Regions from separate parts of the Homo sapiens genome. Here region 2 is linked to region 1. A link is an interaction called in ENCODE POLR2A ChIA-PET data of the cell type or tissue named here. Cell type or tissue: Panc1. All regions are shown on one strand. Each heading gives the region's core, and the rest is flanking DNA. Links, peaks and the distances in the headings are about the cores only. Region 1 overlaps LOC105373456 (a long non-coding RNA gene). Region 2 holds the start of LINC01376 (long intergenic non-protein coding RNA 1376).

Region 1 (9,148 bases), core at 626-8,625:
AGTGAATATACTAAAAGCACTTAACTATTTGTACATCCTCTATGTGTATGTGTGTGTGTTTTTGTTTTTTTGTTTTTTTGTTTGTTTGTTTTTTTAGACAAATTCTCTCTCTCTTGCCCAGGCTGGAGTGTGCAGTGGTGCAATCTCGGCTCACTGCAACCTCCGCCTCCTGGATTCAAGCCATTCTCCTGCCTCAGCCTTCGGAGTAGCTGGAATTACAGGGGCATGCCACCACGTCCAGCTAATTTTGTATGTTTAGTAGAGATGAGGTTTCACCATGTTGGCCAGGCTGGTCTCAAACTCCTGAACTCAAGTGATCCGCACACTTCGGACTCCAAAGTGCTAGGATTACAGGCGTGAGCCACCGTGCCCAGCTTATTTGGACATCTTAAAACGTATGAAAACAAATGTTATGTTGTGTAAATTATATTTGAATTTTTTTAACAACTCTATACCACATACATGCCTAATTAATGTATACATATACAAAATTAACTTTTTTTTAAAACTTTAAGTTCTAGGGTACATGTGCACAACATGCAGGTTTGTTACATAGGTATGCATGTGCCATGTTAGTTTGCTGCACCCATCAACTCGTCATTTACATTAGATATTTGTCCTAATGCTATCCTTCCCCCAGCACCCCACCCCCCAACAGGCCCTGGTGTGTGATGTTCCCCTTCCTGTGTCCATGTGTTCTCATTGTTCAACTCCCACCTATGAGTGAGAACACGCAGTGTTTGGTTTTCTGTTCTTGTGATAGTTTGCTGAGAATTATGGTTTCCAGCTTCATCCATGTCCCTGCAAAGGACATAAACTCATCCTTTTTTATGGCTGCATAGTATTCCATGGGGGGTATATGTGCCACATTTTCTTAATCCAGTCTATCATTGATGGACATTTGGGTTGGTTCCAAGTCTTTGCTATTGTGAGTAGTGCTGCAATAAACATACGTGTGCATGTGTCTTTATAGTAGCATGATTCATAATCCTTTGGGCATATACCGAGTAATGGGATCACTGGGTCAAATGGTATTTCTAGTTCTAGATCCTTGAGGAGTCGCCATACTGTCTTCTACAATGGTTGAAGTAATTTACACTCCCATAAACACTGTAAAGGTGTTCCTATTTCTCCACACCCTCTCCAGCATCTGTTGTTTCCTGACTTTTTAATAATTGCCATTTTAACTGGCATAAGATGGTATCTCATTGTGGTTTTGATTTGTAATTCTCTGATGTACGAGTGATGATGAGCATTTTTTCATGTGTCTGTTGGCTGCATAAATGTCTTCTTTTGAGAAGTGTCTGTTCATATCCTTTGCCCACTTTTTGATGGAGTTGTTTTTTCTTGTAAATTTGTTTAAGTTCTTTGTATATTCTGTATATTAGCCCTTTGTCAGATGGGTAGATTGCAAAAATTTTCTCCCATTCTGTAGGTTGCCCATTCACTCTGATGGTAGTTTCTTTTGCTGTGCAGAAGCTCTTCAGTTTAATTAGATCTCATTTGTCAATTTTGGCTTTTGTTGCCATTGCTTTTTGTGTTTTAGTCATGAAGTCTTCACCCATGCCTATGTCCTGAATGGTATTGCCTCGGTTTTCTTCTAGGGTTTTTATGGTTTTGGGTCTTGAGTTAATTGTTGTATAGGGTATAAGGAAGGGATCCAGTTTCAGCTTTCTACATATGGCTGGCCGGTTTTCCCAGCACCATTTATTAAATAGGGGATCCTTTCCCTATTGCTTATTTTTGTCAGGTTTGTCAAAGATCTGATGGTTGTAGATGTGTGGTGTTATTTCTGAGGCCTCTGTTCTCTTCCATGGGTCTATATATCTGTTTTGGTACCAGTACCATGCTGTCTTGGTTACTGTAGCCTTGTAGTAACAAAGTTTGACAAACATTTTATTTAGTAACAAGTGGTAAAAATTGACAAAAAAAAAGTTTGAAGTCAGGTAACATGATGCCTCCAGCTTTGTTCTTTTGGCTTAGGATTGTCATGGCTATGTGGGCTATTTTTTGGTTCCATATGGAGTTTAATGTAGTTTTTCCAGTTCTGTGAAGAAAGTCATTGGTAGCTTGATGGGGATAGCATTGAATCTATAAATTACCTTGGGCAGTATGGCCATTTTCATGATATTGATTCTTCCTATCTATGAGCATGGAATGTTCTTCCATTTGTTTGTGTCCTCTTTTATTTCATTGAGCAGCAGTTTGCAGTTCTCCTTGAAGAGGTCCTTCATTTCCCTTGTAAGTTGGATTTCTAGGTATTTTATTCTCTTTGTAGCAATTGTGAATGGGAGTTTCACTCATGATTTGGCTCTCTGTTTGTCTGTTATTGGTGTATAGGAATGCTTGTGATTTTTGCACATTGATTTTGTATCGAGACTTTGCTGAAGCTGCTTATAAGCTTAAGGAGATTTGGGGCTGAGACAATGGGGTTTTCTAAATATACAATCATGTCGTCTGCAAACAGAGACAATGTGACTTCCTCTTTTCCTAATTGAATACCCTTTATTTCTTTCTTTTGCCTGATTACCCTGGCCAGAACTTCCAACACTATGTTGAATAGGAGTGGTGAGAGAGGTCATCCTTCTCTTGTGCAGGTTTTCAAAGGGAATGCTTCCAGTTTTTGCCCATTCAGTATGATATTGGCTGTGGGTTTGTCATAAATAGCTCTTATTATTTTGAGATACATTCTATCAATACCTTTTCTGCATCTATTGAGATAATCGTGTGGTTTTTGTCGTTGGTGGTTGGTTCTGTTTATGGGATGGATTACATTTATTGATTTGCGTATGTTGAACCAGCCTTGCATCTCAGGGATGAAGCCGACTTGATCGTGGTGGATAAGCTTTTTGATGTGCTGCTGGATTTGGTTTGCCAGTATTTTATTGTGGATTTTCGCATTGATGTTCATCAATCTCTTTTTTTTTGTTGTGTCTCTGCCAGGCTTTGGTATCAGGATAATGCTGGCCTCTTAAAATGAGTTAGGGAGGATTCCCTCTTTTTCTGTTGATTGGAATAGTTTCAGATGGAATGGTACTAGCTTCTCTTTGTACCTCTGGTAGAATTCGGCTGTGAATCCGTCTGGTCCTGGACTTGTTTTGTTGGTAGGCTATTAATTATTGCCTCAATTTCATAACCTGTTATTGGTCTATTCAGAGATTCAACTTCTTCCTGGTTTAGTCTTGGGAGGGTGTATATGTCCAGGAATTTGTCCATTTCTTCTAGATTGTCTAGTTTATTTGTATAGAGGTGTTTATCATATTCTCTGATGGTAGTTTGTATTTCTGTGGGATCGGTAGTGATATCCTCTTTATCATTTTTTATTGCTGTCTGTTTGATTCTTCTCTCTTTTCTTATTTATTAGTCTTGCTAGCAGTCTATCTATTTTGTTGATCTTTTCAAAAAACCAGCTCCTGGAATCACTGATTTTTTTTGAAGGGTTTTTTGTGTCTCTATCTCCTTCAATTCTGCTCTAATCTTAGTTATTTCTTGCCTTCTGCCAGCTTTTGAATTTGTTTGCTCTTGCTTCTCTAGTTCTTCTAATTGTGATGTTAGGGTGTCGATTTTATATCTTTCCTGCTTTCTCTTGTGGGCATTTAGTGCTATAAATTTTCCTCTACACACTGCTTTAAATGTGTCTCAGAGATTTTGGTATGTTGTGTCTTTGTTCTCATTGGTTTCAAAGAACATCTTTATTTTTGCCTTCATTTCGTTATTTGTCCAGTAGTCATTCAGGAGCAGGTTGTTCAGTTTCCATGTAGTTGTGTGGTTTTGAGTGAGTTTCTTAATCCTGAGTTCTAATTTGATTGCACTGTGGTCTGAGAGACAGTTTGTTGTGATGTCTGTTCTTTTACATTTGCTGAGGAGTGCTTTTCTTCCAATTATGTGGTCAATTTTAGGATAAGTGTGATGAGGTGCTGAAAAGAATGTATATTCTGTTGATTTGGGGTGGAGAGTTCTGTAGATGTCTATTAGGTCAGCTTGGTGCAGAGCTGAGTTCAAGTCCTGGATATCCTTGTTAACCTTCTGTCTTGTTGATCTGTCTAATATTGACAGTGGGTGTTAGAGTCTCCCATTATTATTGTGTGGGAGTCTAAGTCTCTTTGTAGGTCTCTAAGCACTTGCTTTTTGAATCAGGGTACTCCTGTATTGGGTGTATATATGTTTAGGATAGTTAGCTCTTTTTATTGAATTGATTTTTTGCCATTATTTAATGACCTTCCTTGTCTCTTTTGATCTTTGTTGGTTTAAATTCTGTTTTATCAGCGACTAGGATTGCAACGCCTGCTTTTTTTTTTTTTTTTTTTTGCTTTCCTTTTGCTTGGTAGATCTTCCTCCATCCCTTTATTTTGAGCCTATGTGTGTCTCTGCACGTGAGATGGGTCTCCGGATTACAGCACTCTGATGGGTCTTGACTCTTTATCCAATTTGCCAGTCTGGGTCTTTTAATTTGGGCATTTAGCCCATTTACATTTAAGGTTAATATTGTCATGTGTGAATTTGATCCTGTCATTATGATGTTAGCTGATTATTTTGCCCATTGATTGATGCAGTTTCTTTATAGCATCAATGGTCTTTATAATTTGGCATGTTTTGGAAGTGGCTGGCACCGGTTGTTCCTTTCCATGTTTAGTGCTTCGTTCAGGAGCTCTTGTAAGGCAGGCCTGGTGGTGACAAAATCTCTCAGCATTTCCTTGTCAGTAAAGGATTTTATTTTTCCTTCACTTATGAAGCTTAGTTTGGCTGGATATGAAATTATGGTTTGAAAATTCTTTTCCTTAAGAGTGTTGAATTGTGGCCCCCTCTCTCTTCTGGCTTGTAGGGTTTCTGCTGAGAGATCCACTGTTAGTCTGATGGGCTTCCCTTTGTGGGTAAGCCAAACTTTCTCCCTATCTGCCCTTAACATTTTTTCCTTCATTTCAACTTTGGTGAATCTGACAATTATGTGTCTTGGGGTTGCTCTTCTCAAGAATCTTTGTGGTGTTCTCTGTATTTCCTGAATTTGAATGTTGGCCTGCCTTGCTAGGTTGTGGAAGTTCTCCTGGATAATATCCTGAAGAGTATTTTCTAACTTGGTTCCATTTTCCCCGTCACTTCCAGGTACCCCAATTAAATGTAGATTTGGTCTTTTCACATAGTCCCATATTTCTTGGAGGCTTTGTTTTTTTTCACTCTTTCTTCTCTAATCTTGTCTTCTCACTTTATTTCATTTGATCTTCAATCACAGATACCCTTTCTTCCTCTTGATCGAATCAGCTATTGAAGCTTGTGCCTGCATCATGAAATTCTCGTGCTATGATTTTCAGCTCCATCAAGTCATTTAAGGTCTTCTCTACACTGTTTATTCTACTTAGCCATTCGTCTAACCTTTTTTCAAGGTTTTTAGCTTCCTTGTGATGGGTTAGAACAAGCTCCTTTAGCTTGAAGAAGTTTGTTTTTACTGATCTTCTGAAACCTACTTCTGTCAACTCGTCAAACTCATTCTCCCTCCAGTTTTGTTCTGTTGCTGGAGAGGAGCTGCATTCCTTTGGAGGAGAAGAGGTGCTATGGTGTTTAGAATTTTCAGCTTTTCTGCTCTGATTTCTCCCCATCTTTGTGGTTTTTATCTACCTTTGGTCTTTGATGTTGGTGACTTACAGATGGGGTTTGGTGTGGATGTCCTTTTTGTTGATGTTGATGCTATTCCTTTCTGTTTGTTAGTTTTCCTTCTAACAGGCCCCTCAGCTGCAGGTCTGTTGGAATTTTCTGGAGGTCCACACCAGACCCTGTTTGCCTGGGTATCACCAGCAGAGGCTGCAGAACAGCAAATATTTCAGAACCACAAATATTGTTGCCTGATTTTACCTCTGGAAATTTCATCCCAGAGGGGCACCCACCTGTATGAGGTGTCTGTCAGCCTCTACTGGGAGGTGTCTCCCAGTCATGCTACATGGGGGTCAGGGACCCACTTGAGGAGGCAGTCTGTCTGTTCTCAGAGCTCAAACGCTGTGCTGGGAGAACCACTGCTCTCTTCAGAGCTATCAGACAGGTATGTTTAAGTGTGCAGAAGTTGTCTGCTGCCTTTTGTTCAGCTATGCCCTGCCCAGAGAGGTGGAATCTAGAGAGGCAGTAGGCCTTGCTGAGCTGCGGTGGGCTCCACCCAGTTCGAGCTTCCCTGCAGCTTTGTTTACCTACTCAAGCCTCAACAATGGCAGATGCCCCACCCCCGCCAGGCTGCAGCCTTGCTGGTGGATCTCAGACTGCTGTGCTAGCAGTGAGCAAGGCTCCGTGGGCGTGGGACCTGCTGAGCCAGGCATGGGAGGGAATCTCCTTGTCTGCTGGTTGCAAAGACAATGGGAAAAGTGCAGTATTTGGGCAGAAGTGTACTGTTCCTCCAGGTACAGTCTGTCACAGCTTCCCTTGGCTAGGAAAGGGAAATCCCCCAACCCCTTGCACTTCCTGCATGAGGTGATGCCCCACCCTGCTTTGGCTCACCCTCCATGGGCTGCACCCACTGTCCCACCAGTCCCAGTGAGATGAACCAGGTACCTCATTTGGAAATGCAGAAATCTCTCGTCTTCTGTGTCGATCTCACTGGGAGCTGCAGACTGGAGCTGTTCCTATTTGGCCATCTTGGAAGCGACCTGGAAACTTCTATTCCAAAATTAACTTTTCAATATAATAGAAACATCCCATTAGAAATAAAGGAAAACTATATTCATAAGAGTAATAAAATGTTTAATTATCTATGATTCATTTTAACAAGAATAGGAAGATCTATGAAGAAAATGATAAGAAATAATAGTATCAAATACCAGTATTTACAAAATTGATGCTTAATACAAAATAACTAAAATCTTAATGAACTTTTAAAACTAGATACATATTTTTAAAGTCATTATGAAATAATCAATGTGTAAAAATAGCTAAGAAAATTATGATAAGAAAATTCCTGGAGAGTAAAACTTAATTTAAAAACTTCCTATAAACAAAATAGTGTGTTCTTGACCCATTTATTCAGTGGAACAGAATTAAAGGTTTTGAAATAGATTCAAGTAAAAATGAGAAGGTAATATGGTATTTTGTTTCAGTGGATAAAGAGTGTTTATTTAAAAAATGATTCAGATATACAGGCAAGATTAAAGCAAATTGAGGTCCTTTACCTCATATATATATGATATTTTATATATATTATATATGATATTTTATATATATGATATTATATATATCCATAGTCCATGTTGATTAAATATATAGGAAAAGAAGAAGGAAAAATGCATTAGAAAAAGCTAGGGGAAATATCTCATTACGGAAGGAAAGAAAGAAACTCGGGTAAAAACAATAGTAGATATTTCTGATCATAGTAGGTTAAATATGTATAATGATGGATATATATACTAACTATGTTATATAACAATATGCATTAACTATACACACAAATATATCAATATATATGTAAACTAAATGTTATTGACAGATGTGTATGCTTAAAAAATAGACAGATAATACATAAGTAGAAGTTTTTCTGACTTCTCAGACAGGAAAAGAGTTAATATTGCTAAAATCTTGAGAGTGTATTCAAGCCCATCAGAGAAAAACACAACTCAAAAGAAAAATGGACAGATGTGAATAGGAAAGTCAAAGAAGATTAATCCAAGCAGACTATACACATATTGAATGATGCCAACCCTCACTAGTATTGAGGGAAAGGCAAATTAAAGCAGCAATAAGATAATATTTTTCACCATTAGACTCTAAAAATTAAAGTGATCATACCCAGTAGTTATAACTTTTTGAAAAATACAACTCATTAGAGCACCTTTATTAACTCCAGAAATAGACTATATAAAATAGAAAGATTAGTTTAAAATCAGCACTGTGCTGGTAAGGGCAGCCACGATTCCAGAAACATTAATTGCTGGGTAGACTCATTACTGATTAGATAAGAAACCTCAAACACCATTAGACAATTGTGATTAAATGTATGTCGTTCTAATTGAATGCATTGTTTATTGCCTTCTACTGAATCAGCAGGTCACCTGCCTGTTTTGTATATTTGAAAAGGGCACATCCATGCAGATCTTAGGTTCCCTGTTGTATGACATACTCCTTCACCACCTTCAAATACTACCTTTTAGGTTATAACATTTAGAAAAGAAAGTGGCACTTCCACTTCACCTGCTCAGCAAGTGAATTCCTATAACATCTTGTAGAGTGATGAATAAACAATTATTAGAAAAAATATCACATGCTTTTCATTCAGCAATCCCACTTTGAGACTATCTTCTATGAAAATAGGAGCATCATATTTAAGGACGTTAATGGAAGCATTATTATTATTATTATTATTATTTTTGAGACTGAGTCTCACTCTGTCATCCAGGCTGGAGTGCAGTGGTGCAATTTCGGCTCACGGCAAACTCCGCCTCCCGGGTTCATGCCATTCTCCTGCCTCAGCCTCCCGAGTAGCTGGGACTACAGGTGCCCGCCACCACACCCGGCTAATTTTTTGTATTTTTAGTAGAGATGGGGTTTCACTGTGTTAGCCAGGATGGTCTCGATCTCCTGACCTTGTGATCCTCCCGCCTCGGCCTTACAAAGTGCTGGGATTACAGGCGTGAGACACCGCGCCCGGCCTGGAAGCATTATTTTTAATAGCAACATATTGGAAATATGAACACTCATCAGTAGTTGTGCTTTCAAGAATCATGTAATATCCATCACATAGAACATTATGCAGCTATCCAAAAAAATGATTCAGACCCTGTCATCCTAAATGGATGCCTGTAATGCTTAATGAAAGAAGCAAGTTATCTAGTATTTTCATTATTTTTGTAAAAATAAAACACAGCATAATGACTACACCAAATGCTTTCATCTGTGAATGTGTGGTCTAGCTATGTTCTTTCTCAGCCATGGGGAAGGGTGAGCACTGACCCTAACAGAGTATTGATATTTGTTGCCTTAAATCTGTAAGAAAAGTGAAATGGGAAGAGAGGGAAGTTATCTCCTTTTTTTGCTGTATCTTGCTTTCTTCTACCAGCTATAATGGGTTTGTGTTATTTTGCCGTACAAAGAAAGAAACAGAAAATGTAAAAGAACAGTATCTTTGGTTGGCTGATAACTTTTCCCAGTTATTTATGTACTTCTTTTTGTTTTGTAGTTCTTA
Region 2 (9,148 bases), core at 751-8,750, 64 kb after region 1:
CCCTCTGATGCGCTGGTACCTGGCCGCCATGCAGATCATGAGGGGAGAGAAGCAGGCTGCTTCGGGGAATCCTGCCATAGAGGCTGGGTGGGAGAGAACAGGAGCTCAGATGTGAAGAACAGGGACAAGGGAGCAAGGTATAGCAGCACCAGCATTTTCAGAGTCAAGGCAAGAAACTGTGAGAAGCCCATCTTAGAAACCCTCTTCTCTGAGCTATCCCAGTAATGCAATTTTATTATACTATTGTGCCCTAAGATAACATTCTTCTACCACGAAGAGGGAGATTGACTATTTTATCAGTCATTAATTTTGGTAAGTATTTTTGAGTCTTATTCATATAATAAAAACTAGATGGAAAAACAGCTGGCAAATTGTATGTGTGTATGTGTGTGTATGATTTATCATATATATCACACATATGATATATAGTGATATATATTATATGTATGTATTATATATACCAGCAGATTTATATATGCTTATCGGTTCTGCTCAGCTTTCTGTTCCCACATGAGTGTGGAATTTATGTTGGGTTCTACAAAAGACAAACCTCCCCACTCAAAGCTTTTGCTCATTCTGGGATTCAAGAGAATTATAAACTACCAATGCAAGGCAAGGTTGGACAAATGGGCAAATGAAGAGTGCTGATAGAGACAGATCCTTGGGAGACTTTGCTATTGATGATTCCTGGACAGAGAGTCCCACCAGAGAACTTTTGCAGTGGCTGGTTTCAAACACCTCTGGTAGCTCCCACAATGACATGCACCTCTGTACTCTCACCCTGATCTCAGCATTGAGGCCTGAAAATACTTGCATTTTCTTTTCTTTAAGAACAAAGATAATCAGTCCTGTTTTTATTCACGTGTTTCTTCTTATTTTATCCCTTGCCAGGACCCCCTGAGGCAGATCCTAGGTAATTCTGGCAGTTGCAGGCTACCTCGGAATAGGGCTGTTTTTTGTTTGCTGTCTGGGTCAGGTCCCGACCAACTTTATGGAGGACCTTTATATTCTCATCCTGGGTTATCATGGAGTTCACAAAGAAGGAATACCTGGTGTTCTAAGAAAGTTATTCAGGAAAAGAAAGAACAGCATTGGTATTCATTTGCCAGATATATATTTATTAAAATAGGGCTTAGTGTTGGAAATAGAAAGAAATAGATAATCCCTGCTGTGGAGAGGCCCACGTTATGGTGGGAAAGCAGACATGGCAACAGGCAATCACAAAATGGCGTGCTGCTAGCAGACAGGTATGCATGCAGTATAATAGTAGCATAGAGAATAAAATCATCTCCCATGTGAGAAGGAGCCATAAAAGAGGTGAGAACTGAGTTGAGCTATAAGGAATAATCTAGGGTTCACCAATCTAGGAAAGGGTAAAAAATAAACAGACAAAAGACACAGCATATGCAATACTGCAGAATACATAATATAGTTAATCTATTACTCTAACTCAAGTGGGATAAGGTGTAGTTTATATTTCCCTCTGAAGCCATTGCAATTTTCCTTTCGCCTATTGGATTTATTGTTTGTTTTGAGAAATCAATAAATAGATAAGGAGGAAAGAATTAAGGGCAGAGCGGGATAGGGAGATAAATAAGAATAAAAGCAAATTTGCTAGACCCTTGCTTACATTATTACCACACGAAAAGACAGATGGGAAAAATCTCCTTCAAAGTCACTGATTCATTTGTGCCAACCCCTAGTAACACCTAGCAACTTCCTATTATTGAAATTGTGAAACTAAGCCTGGAATGGAACATTCTGTATCAGCCTTAGTCATTGATCCCATTGATTCAGCATGGTGCTTCATGGAATCCAAGAGATTGCCTAGAGCAGAATTCATTCTTTCTGTTTCCTCCAAAGTGCCAGCAAAGCATCTTCAAGTGGAGCCAGCTAATCTGAACAGCATTTGAGCATGCGGTGCTCCCATGAGTTACAAGTACGTGAATTACAGGCAAGATGTGCACACAGGGATAGACACCACTGACTCCAGGAGGCCCCCAAGGGAGGAAGACTTCTTGGTCCACCAAGTTTGGTAATACACCTGGATCCTTCAGCAATGGTATACAAAAGAACTCTCCCTGAAGCATAGGATCCTGAATGCAGCATTATTTATGGAAAGTGAGGCAGTACAACGAAGAACCTGGCCTCTTCCTTTCTCCTGGGCTCTGAGTACCTCCCTTGGGAAGGCTGTCCAATCATGGCAGTCAGAGGTTATGTGCAAGTGTTGTTTGAGGGGAGCAGCAAAGAGCCGACTGCAGGTGTGGGCATGCCCCCTCCTCCATCCTAGGCCTTCTGGAGAAGACTGCGCTTTCTGAGAAAGGCCTAATGAAAAGGATCAAGCTCACACAGAGGCCCTGCTGTGCAGGAAGATTGCTTCCAAGAAGCGATTCATTTTTAGTTTAACAACTGTGCGTTTGGTCCCCACACAATTTATCTTCATGCAAAATCACATACCTGTGTGCCAGATGTGCACAGCTGTATATGAGCAACTGCTGATCTATCTGTATCACATGCCAAGTGCCTGTTTCTTTAAATTAGGGTGGGTTGGGATTTGGGCCATGTGAAAATTTCATTTTGAAACCAGAAACCAAGCAAGCCCTGACTGTGGAGGGGCGGGGGCGGGGGGCGGGCGTTGAGCATAGCATGATGATGAACCAAGGTTGACTTAGTCTTTTCCAGGACCCCCCAGAAACTCCCCCCTTTCACGACCCCTAAAATTCAGCTGCATTCTAGGTCTGGAGAGGTTAGGCTATCTGGAGACTTAGTTCTGCCAAAGTGTGCGGCCCTTGTAAATGCCTGTGGTGAAACTGCAAAACCTCTGCCCAGCCCTCAGGAGCTCTTGAAGCAAAATAGAACTTGACATTTTTAGATGGTGTTTGAGTTTTTACCCTCTGGATTCAGAAGAAGCAAGACCACAGTACACAAAATGAAGGCTACTACCCCAGTAGCGGGGCATTGCAATCCACCCAAGAGCAGGAAACTGAAGTGATGAGGGGACCGTTCCTCTGGAAACCCACAGCTTTGCGTGCACTGAGGGATCCACAACAGAACACGTGGACGTTTCCCCTCTGGTCTTGCCTATTTGTGCTTTCATAGCCAAAGAAAGTCAATAGGAAAAGGAGACTCATCCATCATTTTGTCAGTTTATGACTTATTTTTGAGTATCCACTAATGCTAGGTGTCCAGGTAGATATCAACAGGAGGTAAAGGAGTATAGTGCTTGACCCATAATAAATATTCAATATATGTTATTTGCTGATAAGGTGATTGCAGATGTACTATTTTTTTTTTTAATTTTTGAGGACCTACCAGATGTCAGATACTATGCATAAAATCCCCTGTTAATTCTCACATCGCAACAAAGCAGGCAATATTACTCCTATTTTGCCAGTAGGAAAACTGAGGCTCAGAGAGGTTACAAAACTTAATTTTAAAAGTCATGTATCTCATACATGGTGGAGTTAGGCTTAAGATTTAGCTGTGTTTGATTTCAAATTCTGTCTTCGTTCCACCATGCTGCTGTTGTTTCTTCTCTAGCAGTTCTCAGAGCCTCAAGAGAAGGCTTTTCCCTCTAGGAGTGTACTGCATTTGCTCCTTCTGGCCTGGAGACCTGCCCCTTTAATAGGTAACCTGGATGAAAGACCCCAGAGCGACCTCCCCACAGTTACACCTCCTAGTTCCTTTCTGGTTCTCACATGGGCAGGCACTGATAAATCAGCTCACGGTACACAGGCTCAGTTTGAATTTCAACAACATTTTCTAAAAACAGTAACCAGATGCAATTCAAATCACATTTTGTCCACATAAGGAATCCATTCCAAGAAAAGTCAGAGGATGCGTCTCAGTCAGATGAGTGGCTTCTAATCTTCCCTGGCCTTGTTTTAGAACTCCAAGAAGAAATAATATCCAGATTAATTTTAGAGTTCAGTCATTGAATTTGGTCTCAGGAAAATTGCATATATAATTTAGTCTTATAACGATAACCCCGAGATCAAAGATCACTCAAGGGTAGTGATCCCTCTAGACACCTGTCACACTCAAAACAATTTCCTCTTTTCAGTTTAAAGAACTATTTCAGACTTTGTTTTCTCACAGGCTACTTTGAAGAAACAGGCCACCATCCTGGGAGTAAAACAGAGTTCTTCACGAATTACATCATTTATTTTTCAACAAATATTAACTTAATTTGGTTTAGTTTAATAAGAGCGCATGATCACAGATTTGATAACCAAATGGATTCCTTGACATAAACTTCAGTCCTGGTTTAGCTCTCTTCCAGGAAGAAAAACAAAGTCTCTCAAAGGTAATTGGTATATCACTCTTCCAAAGTGGGAAAAAAAAGAAAGGGTAGGCTTTCAATTTTCTTAAACATAAAACTCAAAATCCACATATAATAATAAACAAATGGTTTAAGGCATTTTATGTCATAAATGTCCTGCCATTATTTAGTTATGAATTTTCAGGTTCAGGAATTATGCTAAAACCCAAGAGTCATTATGGAATGTCTGCATATTTGATTTCCAAAGCTCCAGATAGGTTTTAATGTGTTCAATATTATACCACTGTACTCCCCAAACTATTTCTGTATCCTCAGAGACATGTCCTAATAGCAGGCCTCTGTGTCTTCTGCTTAGTGAAAAGTGTGAATAATAGCTCCAAAAAGAATATATATGTAATATATAGCTTTTTTTTTTTTTTTTACTTTAACATATGTTCCCACATAGCCAAATGATTCAACTCAGTACAGTTAACAACTTAGAAAGGGATTCATTGAATTTTCCAGGTCTCTTCATGGCCAGAGTTGCTTTGTAAGGAGACCCTAAATGTGGAATAATCAACATGTTAAAGTAATCTAGATGTTTATGATTTGATAACTCTTTAGTGCATTGTTTAACAACATGTTTTCAATTTACTTTCCTTCAAATAGCTCCAAATAACCCCGTGATTTTGGATGATTGATTATGGGAATGCTGCTTTCACTGTACATCCAAGGTAATTTTAAAATTACATCTTCTTTTCATTGTTAAGGGGTAAAATCATTTGCAGGTCTTGACATGATTTATCAGAGATAGAGGGACAAAGGGTCAGTCCTGGTCTCACTCTATTAGGACATTATTATGTGATCCCAGAAGGAAAGCATGCAGCTCTGTGGAAGCTGGGTTCTAGTTCCAACATGTCAATAATCAGTTCTGTGGCCCTAGAAAAGTCATCAACTTCCCCGGCCTCACTTTCCTTCCATTTGGAAACCAACAAAACAATTCAAATCAACACTTCTTCCCTAGAGATTGTGATTCATTGTAAGTGGAGATGGGCCCAGAAATCTGTATTTTCTGCTTAAGAACCTGTTGTTTATAACCAGATCGTTTGGAAAATACTAGATTAAATAGCTTCTAAGTCCAAGTCTAAAATTGTACAACTCTAGAACCAAGATTTTCTGTTCTCCAGACATTTTTTCTTTCAATATAACTATTCAATTTTGTAAAATTATTTATCCATCTTAATGACAATCTTACTTCACAGTGACTGATGCCTGTTTCTCTCAGACACTGTGCTCATGCTTGTATGGAAATAACCTGTTTAATCCTACTAAGAACTTCACACTCTCAGTATGTTAGTATGATTATTAATCCTAGACGCTGCAACAGACAAATTCCCCAATCTCAGGGGCTTAACAAAGTAAAGATGTATTTCCTGCATATGTAAAATCCTCCTTCACCTTGTAACTATACTGTCTCAAACACATGTTCTTTATGGGAAGAGAAAGACGGGGACGCTCTGAATGATACCTATCTTGACACTTCTGTTCACAGTTCATTGGTTAAAATATCATATAACCTGACGTAATTGAAAGGCAGGGAAATATAAAGGAACATATACACATCTGGTAAGCAAAATCATCCACAGTAGAGAAGCTAGATTTCACAGTTTAAGAAACTGCAGCTCAGGAAGGCCAATTAAGAGTAGGGTGGGACCGGCCGGGAGCGGTGGCTCACACCTGTAATTCCAGAACTTTGGGAGGCCGAGGCAGGCGGATCAGGAGGTCAGGAGATCAAGACCAACCTGGCTAACACAGTGAAACCCCGTCTCTACTAAAAATAGAAAAAATTAGCTGGGCATGGTGGCAGGCACCTGTAGTCCCAGCTACTTAGGAGACTGAGGCAGAAGAATGGCATGAACCCAGGAGGCAGAGCTTGCAGTGAGCCAAGATTGTGCCACTGCACTCCAGCCTGGGCGACAGAGTGAGTGAGACTCAGTCTCAAAAACAAAACAAACAAACAAACAAAAAAGAGTAGGGTGGGACCATACTTGAATGTCACCTGGCATTTCATACAAAAAAAGAAGGCAGAGTTTCCAAGAATAGAATGTATATTTTTCCTTAGAGAGAAGATTTATTTTTCAAATACATAACTAGAGAAATGATATTGTTAAAGTTGTCCTTGCTACTGTGTCTTTGCATGCTAAAATCAAAAGACATCTTTCTCCTTCAAGCCGGCAGATATTCCTAATAAGGGGCCATGGGGTCTGAGGAGATTGGCTTTGCTGTGGTCTACTGTGAGTGTGACTCACTCATGACAACGAAATAGGGATCTCCGGATGTCAAAAATCATTCTTTCACCTTAGCTTTCCCAAACCGTTCTCATCACAGATCATTTCTTCACAACTGAACCTGTGAAATAACAGCTTTGCCCACTCAGAGCACACCTGTCATAAACAGATACTGTTTTCTTTCTGTCAATATTTTGATGCTGAGAAACCTCTCAATAATTCAATGATGAATTTTAAGGGTGTGGAGGGACCCCAAGATCTGTGGCAACAGAATTCGGGATGATAGGTCTTGTGTTGGAGGAGCCTGTAGTCTGCAGCAAAACAAAAAAAAATCACAACAACAAAGAAACGGGGTGCTGCCATCGTCCGTGTACGTCTGAATTAAGGTGGCCTAGAGAAGGAAACAGGTACTTCCGCTGGCTTGAGGAGTCAGGAAGGGCAGGGGAGAGAGAGAGAAAGAGAGAGAGAGAGGATGATGATTGATACAGGTCTGCATGGATGAGGCGTCATCGGTCAGATATATGGAGTGGGGCAGGAGTTGGAATGCATTCCAGGGGAGGGGAGAACTTGAGCAGGAATGTTTAGGTATCAGAGAGTCTTAGCATTTGGGAGAATGCAGTGGGCAGGTGATGGCTAGAAATATGGCTTGAGCTAAAAGTTCAAAAATCTAAATGTCGTACAAAGGAGTTTGGTCTTTACTCTATGTGCATTGGAGGCATCTGAGGTTTTTAACCAGGGGATAAAATATGTGCTGTGGAAAGATCGTTTGTGTGTTCTGGAGAGATGGAATGCTGCACTTGCAGAGCATCTCTGGATAAATCTAAACAACAGTGTAACACTGACAGATAGTTAACTGTGCCCCAATATCTATCTTATTCTACTTATATATAATAATAGACATTTAAGCCAGGCATATGACTATTCAGAAGGAAGATGAATTTCTCAGGTTTCCTTACAGTTGGTATGGCCATGAAACTAAGTTCCAGCCAATGAGACTTCAGCTTAAAGATTGTGGCTGCTCCTGGATCTTTTTCTTAAAAGACCTCTGGCACACATGGAGGCATCTCTTGTCTTCTTGCTGCTACTTAGAATGCAAATGAGAGGTCTACCCATTTGGGCCACTTTTTGACAAGGCCAAGTTGAATTGAAAAGGCCAATTGATTTCTTCTTCATTGAATTGCTTTCCCACTTTTGTTAAAAGTCAGTTGGGCTTATATGTGGGGGTCTACTTTTGAGTTCTCTATTCTGTTCCATTGATCAATGTGTCTATCTCTCTGCAAAGAACACATTGTGTTAAACACGGTGATTATATAGTCTGCTTTTATGTCAGGTAGAGTAATTCCTCCCAACCTATCATTCTATCTCAAAACTCATGATCCATTTGAAGAAACACATCATAACCTAAAATACACATACATGTGTATGCACATATATGTGAAACATGTTTGATGAAAAACTTACATTGATTATTTGTGATATGGCCTAATTTTTTTCTAACTATACTATTGTATTCTATTTCATTCTATTTTTTCATTCAAACATACTGGTCATGATACACTAAAATGACTTCATTATCATCTAATGGATCTCTTGATCCGCAGTTTAAAAAACACTCCACTGGAAGGAGAGGGTAGTGCATATTGACCATAAATCCACCATATCCCCCATAGATGAAACCTATAGTGAAAGCCTCATTGGAGGTGGAACAAACAATGAAGTTGTCCCACTGCACATCAGGTTTCTTTCCACTTGGGAGAAGGGCTTGTAGGGGACATAAAGCCCATTTTTTGAGGATGTTCTCACCAGGAAAAAAATCTCCAGTCTCTAAATATGGGATTGGTTTTCTTTAAAAATAAAAAAAATGCTCAATAAGAAACTTAAAAACTGTAAAATGATATTCATTTTCATGCTAATCAGCAGACCAATTTTTCTTTACATATTGTCTTTTATCCTTATACTATACTGCTCTGAGTTATACGTTATAATTTCAATTTTCCATATGATGAAAATATAGATGCATAGAAGTTTAGTGATTTGCCCAGATTTGCACATCTGATAGGCAGCACAGGTCAGACTCAAATATGTGCCATGACCCCAAATCTCATGAATGAAAGTAAACTGAGACCTTCCATGTGGTCAAAAGTCAGGAGCCGGTAAAGGAGGGAGATGGACTCTTCCAGAGGGTTTGTAAGATTGTTCTGAAGATGACATAATAACTGCCGACATGGACCATGAAGCTGAGGGTGACACCCTGAGCTGCTTTCTTTTGGGTCTCCAAGAAAGCCTTCATGGAGTGGAGCCACCACACTAGCCCAGGACAGCTACAGCTGTTTTTCAACATGAGCAGAAAGAGAAATTTTTATCAGGTTTAAGCCACTGTTATTTTGGGTTTATGTTATTCACAGTGAATCTAATCCTAACTGATACAACCACTATCCTGCAAAAACGGTGGCAAAAAATATATATCACATATCCATCACATAAATCCACTTTTATAAGGAAATGAAGTCAAATTATTACCCCCAATAAAAAGGTGTTTCGCAACATGACCCAGGAAAGTAGAAGTAACATTTGTTCACTATTTTTCCCCGTCTCACAG

Evidence for each region. ChIA-PET counts read pairs that join two places held together with the same protein. Peaks named below come from ENCODE experiments on the same cell type or tissue, not always from the same donor. Only the 100,000 strongest peaks of a DNase experiment are listed, where the experiment ranks them.
Region 2: POLR2A ChIA-PET joins it to region 1 with 12 read pairs; 3 of 35 experiments call an interaction of 5 or more read pairs at or near these places.

Annotation. Positions count from the first base shown.
Region 1 is chr2:19,086,737-19,095,884 of GRCh38, reverse strand. LOC105373456 (a long non-coding RNA gene) reads right to left here. Exons shown (of 6, transcript XR_007086234.1): 6 at 6,529-6,648. Among named protein-coding and RNA genes, the nearest start is that of LINC01376, 64 kb to the right of the region's middle. In Panc1, for the core only: no CTCF peak of the experiment used is centred there; no DNase peak of the experiment used is centred there.
Region 2 is chr2:19,022,488-19,031,635 of GRCh38, reverse strand. LINC01376 (long intergenic non-protein coding RNA 1376) reads left to right here and starts at 4,665. Exons shown (of 4, transcript NR_135287.1): 1 at 4,665-4,995. The region is part of intron 5 of LOC105373456 (a long non-coding RNA gene); the gene reads right to left. In Panc1, for the core only: no CTCF peak of the experiment used is centred there; no DNase peak of the experiment used is centred there.